2 separate regions of the Homo sapiens genome follow, and region 1 is linked to region 2. The links are chromatin contacts, found by Hi-C or POLR2A ChIA-PET in ENCODE. All regions are on one chromosome and are shown on one strand. The core of a region is the stretch at or near the end of the contact, and the rest is flanking DNA. Distances in the headings are between cores, read along the strand shown.

Region 1 (6,636 bases), core at 2,756-5,255, 260 kb before region 2:
GCCATTTTTCAAAGGTAGAATCAGAGACCCAGAGAAGGTGCTCACCAAAACTTTTGGGGAGATGAATCACCCAGAAAGAGGTTTTGTAGCCAGAAGAAGAACCTCAGGCTCTTTCCAGACCCTGATGTCTAGAATGTTCTCCAGGTTGCAACACTGCTCTCTAACAAGAAGGCCCCTGACCTCCTGCAGAACAGGTTAGGATGGTATTTATGTTTTACTCTAGAGATGATTTTATTTTGAGGCCTTCTAGATACTCTGTGAACCAATGAGAGAGGCTGGGAGAGTGGAGTGGCAGGGGTGGAAATGACCAGAATCTCTTCTGTAAACAAAGAAGTGCAACCGTGAAAAGTAGGGGAAAGATTGCATGCACAAATCAGAAAAGAAATATCGCTTGTGCTGCTAAGTTCCAGGGGAGATGAGTTCACAGAAGCCACATTTGCCAATCTGTGGAATGACCAGCATGGTGCTCAGAACACCTTCATAGAATGATGAGTCAACTGGATTTCAACTTATTTTATACCAGGGATTGCACGTCCTATAAAAAACAAGAACAACAAACCTTGGGATATGAACTGCAAATTCATCTAATTTGAGCAGATGAAACTGATATGGTCTCTTCAAATTCAGTAGCTCTTAAAAACATGCTGGGACTATAAGAGCCTAAAGACATCAGTTGCCTCAGTTCTCAGCATGTTATCAAGATGTGCCTCTTCTTTCTAAATACGTGAGAGCCCACCATATTCTAGGAACCTGTGGTTACTAACTCACCTAATCTTCACACCGGCACAGTAGAGTGTCATTATCATTTTGCACTGAGGAAACTGAGGATCAGAAAGATTATGTAACATGCCAAAAGTCACACAGCAGGTGAAGCAGATCTTGGGTTCAAGTTTAGTTCTGTTTGACTACTCCAAACCCTGCCCTCTATTCTCTGCTGGGTATCCTCCACCTCTCCCCCACAGAATCCCTCTTTCAACTTCTCATCCCTCAAAACAATGACAGCTAGAGACCCTCCTCTTTCATCCTAAAACCCTGCTCAAAAGTTCTGAGCCCCAACCTCAACCCTTCCATTAATTTGCTGAGGTGGCTACAAGCAACCTGAGACTCTCCCATATCTTATTTTTCCATCTTTAAAATGGAGTTATTATATCAGTCCATCACGACTTTATTCTGTGTGAAGCATAAACAGATGTTATTTCAATCCTACTCCGTCTTCCTCTATTTGGGGGAAGTTTAACTGAAGAGTTTTACAAGATAGCTCACTTAACATTATGAACTGCATTCTGAAAGACTATCTGCTGGTCTACTTTACACAGCTCTTTTTAAACTTCCATATGAAGGGACTGGTGAATCTGTTTGAAGATCTATAGTACAGAACAATTACTTGATAAGCGCTTATATTGCACAAAGTGGCATATTACAAGGTAGGACTAGGAAGGAGCATTACAGGAAGTTGCTAGATATGAATAGCCAGATTACCTGGAAAACATACCTGGACACTCATAGGAAGTTTGTCCTATCCTCTGTGTGAAATTGCCTGCACATTCACATAGTTAGCTGGGGTGTGGGGAAGAATGGGTTTGCTGACACCTGAATTTTGAGAGAGAATGAGGCTTGGGAATCAGATGGGGCACACAGCAGCTGCAACTGCCAATCAAAGTTTTGTTGTTACAACAGAAGTGATTGCTGTTTTTTAAATGGGTTTTCCCAGCTTAACACAGAAACTGATCTTCATTACACTTGATGCTTCTATCCTGATAGCGAGTGAGAGACAGACGAAGAGATTGTTCTTCAGGGACATTTACTCTGAACACTTCATTATCCTTCTTGAGGCAAGCTGGGTAGGCAGAGAATGTTCTTCCATTGGGCAGAATTATGAGAAGCAAAGATTTGCACCTATTACAACAAACTAGAGGGAAAGAAGGTGAAATGAAAAGCCAACATTTTCATGAAGTTATGACTCCCTGTGGCACCCTGAGGAGTAATGGGTGTCTGGAGGCTGAAGGATGGAGAGGTTCCTGAATTTGGGATTTGCTTGTCTCCGGGAAAGAGGGACTGAGATCAGTGTAAACTTTCCTCAGGCTACACGCACACAACCATCCCGCTTCCTTCTGGCTCTCAGCACAAGTGGCCCAGGCACCTGTAGCAGACCCTGTATTTAAGAGGCATCCTAGCTCCTTAACAGCCTGACTTGATAAATTACACCATCAGCCCTTGCACACCTAGGAGATTAGATCCTGCCCCTAGGCAGATGAGAGCTGCTAGACTCTTCCTCCTCCTGCTGAAATTCCTCTCTATCCCTAACCTAACCTTACTTCCTCCTAGATATCTTTCAAGGGTGGGAGAGGAAGGAAAATGTGCTTAGAAACTCCTTTGCAATTTTTCTGCTGATTCTGAAACCCTAGTCCCCCAATCCCTCCAACCCCAGCACTGTATCACCAATTCTGAATACCCTAAGTTTCCAGAGTAACTCAGTTTTACTACTGGGAACTGGCTTCCCGTCTTCTCAGACCAGAAAGTGTTGAACTTTATTATTAGACCAAGCGGTTGCACAAGTGGCCTCAGTCAATATACACAACCCCCAAAAAAAGGTTATCAGTGGTATCCTCTTTTTGCAGATGAGGAAACTGAGGCTCCCAGAAGGGAAGCGTTATGCTCCTCCCCAGAAGCTTTAGGTCTGTGTGTGGTGGAAGCAAAGAAGCCCCTTTCCCTGTTCTTCTACAGGTCAGGTCCTAGCTTGCCGGTTTGGGCGCGCTTCCGCCGCCCTCCCCTCCTGCCCGTCACCAGGGGGGAAGCAGGTGAAACTCCAATAGTGCTGCAAGGCCTATGGCTTCCTACCTGGCCCAGGCCAGAGTGGGAAAAAAAACATCTTTCCCTCAGTAGCTCTGTCGACACCTTCTGTACTAGGAGTGCAAGACTTCTGCCACTGCTGCAGTGACCTCGTCTACAGAGCTCGTCCCCGGCCCAGGGAACCACAGATGTTCTGGAACTACGAATAAACCAGAAATGAGTGGGCCGGGGGGACCCTCGGCTGCAAGTGTCCACCCAGCTGCAGGTCAAGCTTTGCTTTCACTGCCTCACCATCCTAGTGCCTCACCATCCTAGTGCCTCACCATCCTAGTGCCTCACCATTCTGCCTCACCATCCTCCCCCAAGGCGGAGGCGCCTTGACATCCGGGTTTAAACAGGAGAGTGAGGAGCCCCAGGGGTCCAGCTCCCCAGTGGCGTGGCCAGGCTGGGCGCCGGTGCAGCCCAGCTGCTGGGGGAGCTTCACTTTGGCTACTCCCTCTACCCATAAAGTAGTCTCTTTCCAAGAGTTCTCCCGGACTCCTTCACCCTCGCCTACGCTCTCTGGCGGGCAGTTCTGCAAACCCAAACCGCCAGACCAGGCCAGGGAGGTTCTGGGGCCTGGAGGTAGTAACCGAGGTAGAAATAAATGGAGTCCCTCCAGGGCATGCTCACCACACCTAACGCTGCCTCACCTCCCCCGTGGCCTCGGCGCCCCTTCCTAAGTGGTCAGTTTCTCTTCCGCCCTGCGGGCTCTCCTGGCCCACCACCTGCGTCGGCCGGGACGCATCCAGGGTCTCTACTCTTCGCTTCCTCCTGCGTCCCCTTCTTCCACGAGCACCCCAGCTTCCTCTGGCTCTCACCTGAACCCCGAAGCGTAGTGTCTTCTCTCTGGACTAAAGCGGAACTGAGAACCGGTGGAAAAGCCCCGCGCCTAGGCTGCAAGGCACTGGCTTAACAAGTCCAAAGGTTAGGTGAAGTTTGGCTGATAAGCAGAACCAGTAAAAGAAGGTCTCTAGCCCCCCAGCGTGAGTACAATGGACCCTGGCAAAGCCCCGCTCCCGGCCCAGGTCTTCTGCTCTCCAGGTCTGCCCCTCCGGCTCTCCCTCTCTCCGGGTTTCCCCCTCCCCACCATCATTTGCATCCAGCCGAAAGCTGGGCCCTTCCCACTAATTTGCATATCTTATATGGCCTAATGGTGGCGATCATGGCAAGTTAGAAGTTTTCTGACTCCTTTCGGAGGAGCCTCCGGGACCCCGGGGAGTAACAGGTGTCTGGAGGCTGAAGGGTGGAGGGGTTCCTGGATTTGGGGTTTGCTTGTGAAACTCCCCTCCACCCTCCTCTCTCGCACCCACCCACCCCCTCACCCCCTTCTTTTTCCGTCCTTGGAAAATGGTGTCCAAGCTCACGTCGCTCCAGCAAGAACTCCTGAGCGCCCTGCTGAGCTCCGGGGTCACCAAGGAGGTGCTGGTTCAGGCCTTGGAGGAGTTGCTGCCATCCCCGAACTTCGGGGTGAAGCTGGAGACGCTGCCCCTGTCCCCTGGCAGCGGGGCCGAGCCCGACACCAAGCCGGTCTTCCATACTCTCACCAACGGCCACGCCAAGGGCCGCTTGTCCGGCGACGAGGGCTCCGAGGACGGCGACGACTATGACACACCTCCCATCCTCAAGGAGCTGCAGGCGCTCAACACCGAGGAGGCGGCGGAGCAGCGGGCGGAGGTGGACCGGATGCTCAGGTAGGCGCAGAGCGAGGTGGAGGGGACCCACCCGAACCCCTGGAGCCCCGGCCCCGGGCCTGAGTGACACTGCGCCCGACCACACTCGCCAAGCCCGTTTCCCACCAGAGAAGTCCCCCGGGGGGCGCTCTGCTTCTCTCCCAACACCCGGACCCTTCCCAATCCCTTAGCGGGACGACCCTGCGGCCCACCGGGCTTCTTCTCCCCAGGCCCAGGCCAGCGTCCGAGACCCAAGGGCTTTTCCCCGCGGGGCTGGGGCTGGGCCGGGGAGAACTGGAGCTGTGGAGCCCTTTGCCGGGAGGTTTGCCCACGCGACTGAAGGTGCGAGTGGGTGCAGTGAAACCGCTGCGACTTCCCGGGAGCAGAGCCTCGCGCCGCTGCAAGCCCCAGGCCGCGCATTTTTCCTGCGCCCTGCCTCGGGTCTGGAAAGCCGCATGTCGGCCTCGGACACATTGACCTGCATGATGACCTGCAGTTCTTTGCCGAAGGACAGGCGGCATCCGGAGCCGGGATCTGGGAGGCGAGTTCCCTGGTGGGCACTCTTGTTAGCCGCGCCCATGCAAGGCCCGGAATTATCCGGGATCCCCAACGCGGGTTTAGATTTGCAAAGGGCATGTTCCATGCAGGGTCCGGGTGGACACGCGCGGGGCCAAAGAAACCAAGCGCGGTGGTGTGGGGGCGAACGCGTCTCAGACCTCAGTTCGCAGAGGATCTGGTCTCAGTCTGAGAAAGGAGGGCGTTTCCAGACCTCGCTGCCCACCCCCGGCCTCTCCCCGGGAGTTCAGGCCGGCTGGCAGTGTATCCCCAGGGCCGGGATCGTTTGTGGGTCCTCCCCGACCGCCCTAGACTTTGACAGCTGGTTACTAATTATCTAAGGAGCCGAGCGGTTCCCTGAGACAGCACGTCGCTCCCGGGCCACTCCGCTTTAGGACAGAGCCCATCGCGTGGCTTCGGACACTGAAGCGCTGCGATTTCGGGGCTGAGCCTTGGCCGCACGTCCGCAGCGGCGGTTTGGGGTGGGATATGACCTTGCATTTGAATTTGTGCTCCGAGGGCCTGGCGGTTTGCCCTCTAGCCAAAACAATCAGGGGAACTTGTAGATTTTTTTTCCCCAAACACACTTTGGTATAATTCATAGGTTTGAGGTTCTTCCCTCGTCGCTCTCCCGCCCGGAGGTGATTTCTCCCCTACCGGGAGAGAACTCCTGCAAGAGAGTTCCGCGAGGCGGAAGGTGTGAGTCGCGGAGGCTAAGAGGGGTCGAGAGAGTGGCCCCTAGGAGCGGCTGGGGCGCCAGGGCTGCCGGGGAGGTCGCTCAGGACCTGGCGGATGAACCAGGCTCCCACCGCCGGCCACCGGGGGCCACAGGGCCTAGGCCCTCCCACTCGGCCGCAGGCGCCCGCTTTCTAGCGCGGCGCTGGAAGGACCTGGGGCGCCCCTCCGCACCCAGCCCCGCGCCGGGCTGGCCGCAGCTGAGACGTAACATAAACTGCAGCACGTGGAGTTGGGGTGTTATTAATTTATTTCTATAAATCATCAACAGAAAGATACACAAAGAGCCGTGATTAGGTTGAAAAGAGAGGCGGGTTATTCATTGGTGAAGTTGTAAACGCGGCTTAGAGGGGGGAAGGAGATCAAAACGCGGGCGCGGGGCTGCTCGCCGCTCCCAGCGCGCACCCAGCCAGGCGCCCCGTGCGGCCCTGCGGCCTCACCGCTCTGGCGCGGGACGCGGGCTCTGTGAGCGCCCGAGCCGCCCGCGGAGCCCCCGGGTCGCCGACACCCGCAGGCCCGGCCGGCGGAGAGCCAGGCCCGGCCCAGGGTCCTTAGACCCCAGCCCCGCTCTTCCCTCCCCAAAGCCCCAGGCCCCAGCAGGGCAGGGAGAGGGACTGGGGAGCCGGAGACCCTCGCCGAGTTGGAGACGCGGGACAGACCTGGAGGCTTTTTTCTCCCGTCCCGAGCGGGTGCTGCCTTTCCTCCCCCGCTCCCGGGAGCGCCGGACTTGATTAAAGTAATTTTTCAAGAAATCGCTAGCGGTTCCTAGGTCACTGCACAGGGGGCTCCCAAGCCTCGGGCACACGCACTCCCTTCTTTTGCCCACCGTGTTCCCTTAAGACGA
Region 2 (6,864 bases), core at 1,738-4,237:
TATAGAAAAGAAGGAAATGATTTCCATAAAAGTCAGGGTAGTTTCTGGCTAGGACCTCTGGGGGAGGGAGAGAGTGTGGAGTCAGATTCTTGACCTGCAAGACAGTTACACTTATGTTTTCGTTAAAATAATCCATCAAATTATCCATTTGTTTTAGACACTTTTTTACATAATTCACAATTCAATAAATCTAATGTTGATTTCTGGGAATTCAGAACCATGACAACAATTCTGGCCAACTCTCTCTGAATGTCACTATTTGCCTGTCAGCTTCATAAGGTCAGAGACCGACCTTACTTGCCTTCTTCCTCTGTATTCAGGCACAGCACCTTTAGCATGGTAAAAGTCCTCGGTAAATGTATAATATATAAATCCACAGAATCCTGACATGAATTTTGTTTTAACCCATCCATTTCCTGAAATTACCGGTTTGAAGGGTGCCCACATTAACACTTTCCTTTGTCTTCACCCAGGTGAAGTGAAGCTTTCATAAATAATAAAGCCATCTTAAATGTTAGCTCTGTAAGTTTATACCCAGGCCTTGGTTGCTTTAGCAACTCTCCCTGTCTTCCACTCCCTTTGACGTTTCTTTATAAGCAAAGACAAGACAATAGGCTAGTAGTCCTAGATTTTTTTTTTAAATAGGAAAGTTTTATTCAGCACCTAAGAGTAAAACCTAGGATCGTAATGATTCTACTACTTTGAAGTTGTTTAAAAGGGGTAATTTGCCCCTTGCCCTGGGAAGTAACACCGTCTATCAGGATTATTAAAACTTTACCAACAGTTGTACTTAAACACATTACTTGTTCTTGACAGAAGCCAAATCTTTATAAACAGGACAAGTCAACTTTAAAATAATTAATTTCGGTTAAAAAACCACTTTGTGCAAACGGACATTTATAAAAATGCTTAGAAAAGTCTAAAAAGATATACACAAACCGATCAAGATGCACTCGGCAGTTACTTTTGAGGAAGAGGTTCAAAAGAAAGCTTTAACCTTATTAGTAAAGTTTAAATCTCACAGAGAATGGTTAATGTATTTCTTGTGATTTTGGGAAAAGCATTTTTAATCCATTTTGCCTTAAAATCCCAATTGCAAAGGAACCCATCAAACATAGCCCTCCCTAAAGCCCACTTTTTAAAAATGTTAAAGTATTAAAGGATTTCCTGGACTTACATACTTGGCTAGTCTTTTATGATATGAATATACATTTATGCCATTCTATTAATTATTATTACAGAATTCATACCTGCAGTCAACCGATATGAAAGCTTTCAGATGAGAACTCAGGACACACACGTTCAACAGTGACATTAAAACGACTTGGAATGAAGGAAACTGTCTCCAGTTTTATGGTGGAAAGCCAAAAATACCAAGCAACTACCTCTCCTCCCCCAAGCGTCAGAAGATGAGTCAGAGCTGGAGGCAGGAATAGGGCCCATGTGTCAAGCCTCCTGTGCAGGGCTCCTTCCTACCTCCTCGTGGCAACCCTCGTCCCTCCCTCAGGTCAGGGTCTCTGCCCCGGCCTGTCCCTGATGTGAAGTGTCCCTGATGTGAATTCTCAGGCGTCTCTGGCGAAGAAGAGGCGTTCACTGTGGGGGTGCCTCCTTCCCTGCATTTCTCAAGGGAACCAAGACTGGGGGCCTTTATGAGTCCACAACAACTAACAATAACCAAATCGCAGCTCAAGGGAGTGGAGCTTCCAGACACACGCACAACTCTGCAAAGAATACAGCACCTTTGTTCCCCTGGTTTTAGAGAGCAGGAAGGAAATGAGCGGAGAGAAACTGTGACTTGTCCAGTGTTACTTAACTTTGTGGCAGAGCTGAGTCTCAGGCATGGAGCTGCCGGCTGGCCTCGGCCTCTCTGACTCTTAAGTGATCTGTAGAATGTCAGGGAGGACGGTCCAACATTCCATCATACTTCTGAGTGGCCTTAGGGACTAGGAATTCCAGGAGACTCTGGGTTAAATCTCTTGGTCCCTATTCTTTTAAGGTTACTAAGGATACCCGGAGTTTGCTCTTCGCCTCCGTTTTTACATCTGTAAAACGGGATGGTAACGCTCTCCACCCCCCTCTCTTATAAAACGATAATGAACAGCTAACGAGTTAACACACACTAAATGTCCGGAGGTCCTGCTGGATAGAAAGTACAAGGTGGTTTTAAAAAAAAAAAATCTCTGCATGGTAAAACTGCATTTGTAAGTCGCTCCTCCTTCCCTAGCCTCTGGGATGCCCAGTTACCATAACACTGGCTGGTACCACTGGCAACATCCACCTAAATAAAATACAGTTATACAATCCACTTAAGGCGGCCACAGCACGCACCCCCTCTTTACAAACAACAACTCAACTTCGCTCCGGAGCAAGGGTACTTAGGAGAAATAAAAAGACAGATGTTAGCACCGCGCACACCCATCTACCACCGCAGAGAAAGACTCAAGTTGGACACTTGGCATCGCTGAAAGTCAAGTTGCTTCTATCCATGCACCAGAAACCTCGGGGAGATGCAAAAAGCGGCGGCGCGCTCCAGAGCGGGTGGATGCCAGCGAGAGTAGGCGGCCTCAGCGGGGTCGGAAGGCGACGGAGGAGGCGCGGCCGAGGCTGCTGGAGCCCCGGGGCACAGGGACAGGGTCGCGGGGGCGGCGCGGCGCGGCGGGGGAGCGGCAGGGGGCGCACGCTCAGGGCCGGCGAGGGTGCGCTGCGGAAGGTCTCGGGCCTCTCCTCCGCGGGCCGCCCCGAAGAGTCAAGGACCGCCAGGGAGCAGGTGGGGGCGCCGGCACAAAGTTTCCAGAGGCGGGGTCGCGCGGGCCTCTGGGTCCCCCTGCGCCCAGGGACCCGAAGCGCGAAGTCCCGCCCTCCCGCCCCACCCCAACACCTTCCCCACAACCCCCACCCCCGGGCCTGCGGGTCCCCTACCGGCGCGGCGCGGCGCGGAGCGGGTTGCGGTTAGGGCTCCGTCCTCCTGCGCGGCCACCGGCTTCTGCGGGCTGGGCGCCGCGCGCGCCGCCTCCTCCTCCCTCCGCCCGCGCCCGGGGCGGGCCGCGCGCACGCTCCCTGCGCCTGGCCGCCCTCTCCCGAGGTGGGGGGACGCGACGCGGGGCGGGGGGACGCGCGGGGCGGCAGGCGGCGCGCGTGCGCGCTGGGCTTCTGCGCCGTGCGGTGTGGTCCGGGCGCGCCCTAGCTCCCGAGGCAGCAGCCTCCCCTAGAGCGCTCCTCCGTGCAGGTCCCCTGGTCTCTTACCCTGCCTCACACACCGGCGACCCCTCGCTTCCCCAGTCAGCGTCTGCGTATGAGCCGGGCTCGAGGCGGGCTGCGGGGGCGCTCTGCTGGGGTGCTTTCGGGATTGGAGAGGATTAAAGGCGAGAAAGCAAATCCGATACAGGTGTGAAGCCGCCGCGGGTGGCTCGGGACGGCCTCGACCCCACCCCACCGCCTCCCTAGCCCGGAGAGCCCGGGGGTTGGGACCCAAGAGCGAAGGGAAAATCAGTAGCGCGGCAGTTCCTGGCTGACGCTTGCTGGAACAGGTACGGGCAGCCGTGGCGCCCGAGACCCGGAGGTGAACATGCAACCTCCGTGCGCATCTCCACCTGCTCTCGCCACGCCAAGGTGCCGTCCGAGTCTCGGAGCCCACACCCACCTCCCGAGTCCCCGAGGCAGGGCAGGGGTTCTCCGGAGCGCAGGCGGGACACGGGCATTTGAGGGCTCATTTGCTGTGTGACTCTGAGGGTCTTTTAAAATTCAGGTCTGCCCATCTGTAACATAAGTCGGTGCGAAACGGACGTTTTCCAGCACAGCCCCGCCTCCCCTCCGCCTCTGGCAGGTGAAGGGAGACACGTGGGAGGCAAAGCGACTTCCTCAAGGCTCTGCCGTGAGTCAAGGCACCTAAGAGTCCTGACTCCATGCCCAGTCCTTGACTCACCAGCCCCTGCTCCTCGCCGTTGCAAATGGTTGGCCTCAGAATTGCTGAGCAGTCAAAACGAGTAGGCATGGGTTTGCGGGGAGGGGTGGAGGGGAGAAGTAAAACCCGCGTTTGGGGTTTACATCTCCCGATGTCCTCAACCAAAAGCTTTGAAGCTTTTTCATGTTCTTCCCGATCTCCACTGCCCAACCGGCTTCAGAGTCATCCGGTGCGTGCTGGACTATCTAAAAGTTAGTGATAATTTTAATCATAATCCTGGGAAACGAAAAAGGCCCAGACTAGAGAGATTTATTTTCGTCTTCGTAAAAAGAGAATCAAAGCTTTAAAATTAGGCAAAATTAATCTAAGAGAAAACAAAGCAGCATACTTTGCTAGATTCAGGAAACCACTGAGTTCAAATCGTGCCTGGGAAAAGCATCTTCCTAAAACTAAATTGTGACGTCAGTTCACTTAGTGACTTACTTGTTTACATGCCAATACGAAAAGAGCAAATCTCTAACAGAAAGGATTGTGTGTTTTCATTTCTGCTCAGCACCCCCTAGTCCTTGAAGCTTCAGTCAATTCAATGACTCAGCAACACAAATAGATGCATCCCTCTTCACATTCCAGCTTGTTACACTGTAGGCAGGTTTCCAAAACAAGCTCTAGTGACAAGGAGCTAGGCATTTTCATGGATTATGGGAACTAAACCTACCATGAAGAGTCAGTGAAGAGGGAGGTGGGCTAAAATAGAGTTTGTGTTGTGTGCGATGTGCGTGTCAAGATTTAGAGATTTAGAGATTAAGTAGAAAGAAGTGCTGGAGTCAGACCATTTAATGACTGTACAGACATGCCCTGGGGTAGGGAGGCGGTTTATGCCTTTACAGAATGTGGAAGTGCGGGCTTATACATGCCTGTACCAAAAATGCAATTTGAAGTTATTCTCTTCTGGACCAGCACTGTCCAGTAGAACTTTGTGTGATGATGGACATGTTCTGTATCTCCACTCTCCAGTACAGTAGCCACTAGCCTCATGTTGCTACTGAACACGAAATATGGCTAGTGTAACTAAGGAAGTGAATTTAAAATTTTATTTTAGTAAATTTAGATAGCCACATGTGGCTAGTGGCTACCTTACTGGACAGCACATTTCTGGACTATAAGTATGTGAGTTTTTTTATAGGTGTCACTTTTTCTTCTTTTTTTTTTAAGATAGGCTTCAGGATGGAGTGCAGTGGTGCAATCATGGCTCACTGAAGCCTCCACTTCCCGGGCTCAGGTGGTCCTCCCACTTCAGCTTCCCAAGTAGCTGGGACTACAGGCACGCCACCACGCCTGGCTAATTAGTTTTTATTATTTTGGGGGGGACGGAGTTTCGCTCTTGTTGCCTGGGCTGGAGTGCAATGGCACGATCTCGGCCCAGCGCAACCTCCGCCTCCCGGGTTCAAGTGATTCTCCTGCCTCAGCCTCCCGAGTAGCTGGGATTACAGGCACGCACCACCACGCCTGGCTAATTTTGTGTTTTTAGTAGAGACAGGGTTTCTCTACGTTGGTCAGGCTGGTCTTGAACTCCCGACCTCAGGTGATGCCCCCTGAGGTTATAGACGTGAGCCACCGCACCTGGCCTTGTTATTACTAAAGAGACCTAGTCTCTTTAAATAATATGTTGCCCAGCCTGGTCTCGAACTCCTAAGCTCAAACAATCCTCCCACCTCAGCCTCCCATAGTGCTGGGATTAGAGGCATGAGCCACTGCGCCTGGCAGTGTCAACTGTTGTGGATGTAGAAACATTTTAGAGGCTGTCTGCTATAAAATTACAATTTGTCTATGCCCAGGGAGGGTTTGGGTTCTCCTGACTCCCAGCTAAATAACCAGTGCTTTCGAGCAGGGCAGCATCTACGAAGAGTGAGAGCTGATATGATTAATACAGTAAGTAGAGGGTGGAAATTTGTACTCTGCTTAGCTTCTGATGTCTGCCTTTCCAAAAATATTCTCCTTAACTGCTTGGGCAATGACTGCTCCTTAGATTAATCAGACTTTTATGCGTCCCTCAGAATGAATAGTTGCATCTTCCATTTGTATCACTGCCTCTGGTTAACAAATTAGCAACAGCTTTGATCTGTCAGAATTGGGGAACAGCGGTCAACAAGGCTCCCAGTCTACAGAAGTTTGATTTCAGGGTGCCATCGGGTCTTGTGGCTCACAGAGATTCGGAAGGCCTGCTTGCCTGTGCCTCTAATTCCAAATTATATGCCATTGATGGCTATAAAAATGCAACTCCCCTGAGATAAGTAAATCTTTAAGCTACTGTCCTTTGGCAGATTTGAGAGGGACACTGGACACCAGGTTTCTGGGAGAAAAGATATCTTAAAAACTAGCAAGATAGAAGTCTCAGAAGTCTCAGAACACATTTCTTCTACTACAGAAGTTTGCCTAAGGCTTGTGCTATTTCATAAGATGTAAAGTAGCACCTTATCTAGATATCATAAGGATTAGCTAGATGTTATTAAATGTAAAATACTTTGAACTTCTACTTTCCGAGTTTTCACAGTTCTCATAAAATGTACTTTCCAAGTAATAAAGAATTGTCACATTACAGATAAGAAAAAGAAAAAAAAGCAAAAAGAGAAAAAGCATTGCTTACCACCATTTTATTACTTAACAAAACAACAATTAGCATCTGGATTTCTTTCTGGTCTTGATTGTATGCAAGATTTTTTACTATTGTTAACACAATTACAATCAAAGAATGCATACAGTTCTGTAACCTGACATCAAGCTTTTTGAGCCAGGCATTATAAAAGGGAACATTACAACATGTCTAGGATAATTAGGTAATTTCAAATCTGTCTCTGAAATGTTTTGCCCTTAATTCAACCCTTGGGCAGTAGCAATGATGCAGTGATGAGAATTTCAAGATAAACAACATCCTTGTAAAATGCACATCTGTCTGTTTTAACATT

Evidence for each region. A loop is a pair of places that touch in the nucleus more often than their neighbours do. ChIA-PET counts read pairs that join two places held with the same protein, here RNA polymerase II (POLR2A). Pooled maps may share reads with other maps.
Region 1: a pooled map shows a loop between it and region 2 (4-fold over the local background). The contact joins the promoter of HNF1B here to the promoter of DUSP14 in region 2. A Hi-C loop is called at or near these places in 1 of 37 single-sample maps with no recorded cell type and 3 of 50 pooled maps. POLR2A ChIA-PET finds 5 or more read pairs at or near these places in 2 of 52 experiments (WTC11 and activated B cell).

The regions. Positions count from the first base shown.
Region 1 is chr17:37,742,428-37,749,063 of GRCh38, reverse strand. HNF1B (HNF1 homeobox B) reads left to right here and starts at 4,005. Exons shown (of 9, transcript NM_000458.4): 1 at 4,005-4,523. The coding sequence starts at 4,180. RefSeq lists an enhancer at 6,414-6,636.
Region 2 is chr17:37,486,014-37,492,877 of GRCh38, reverse strand. It overlaps DUSP14 (dual specificity phosphatase 14), which reads right to left and starts at 2,987. Exons shown (of 3, transcript NM_007026.4): 1 at 2,920-2,987. RefSeq lists an enhancer at 1,102-1,887.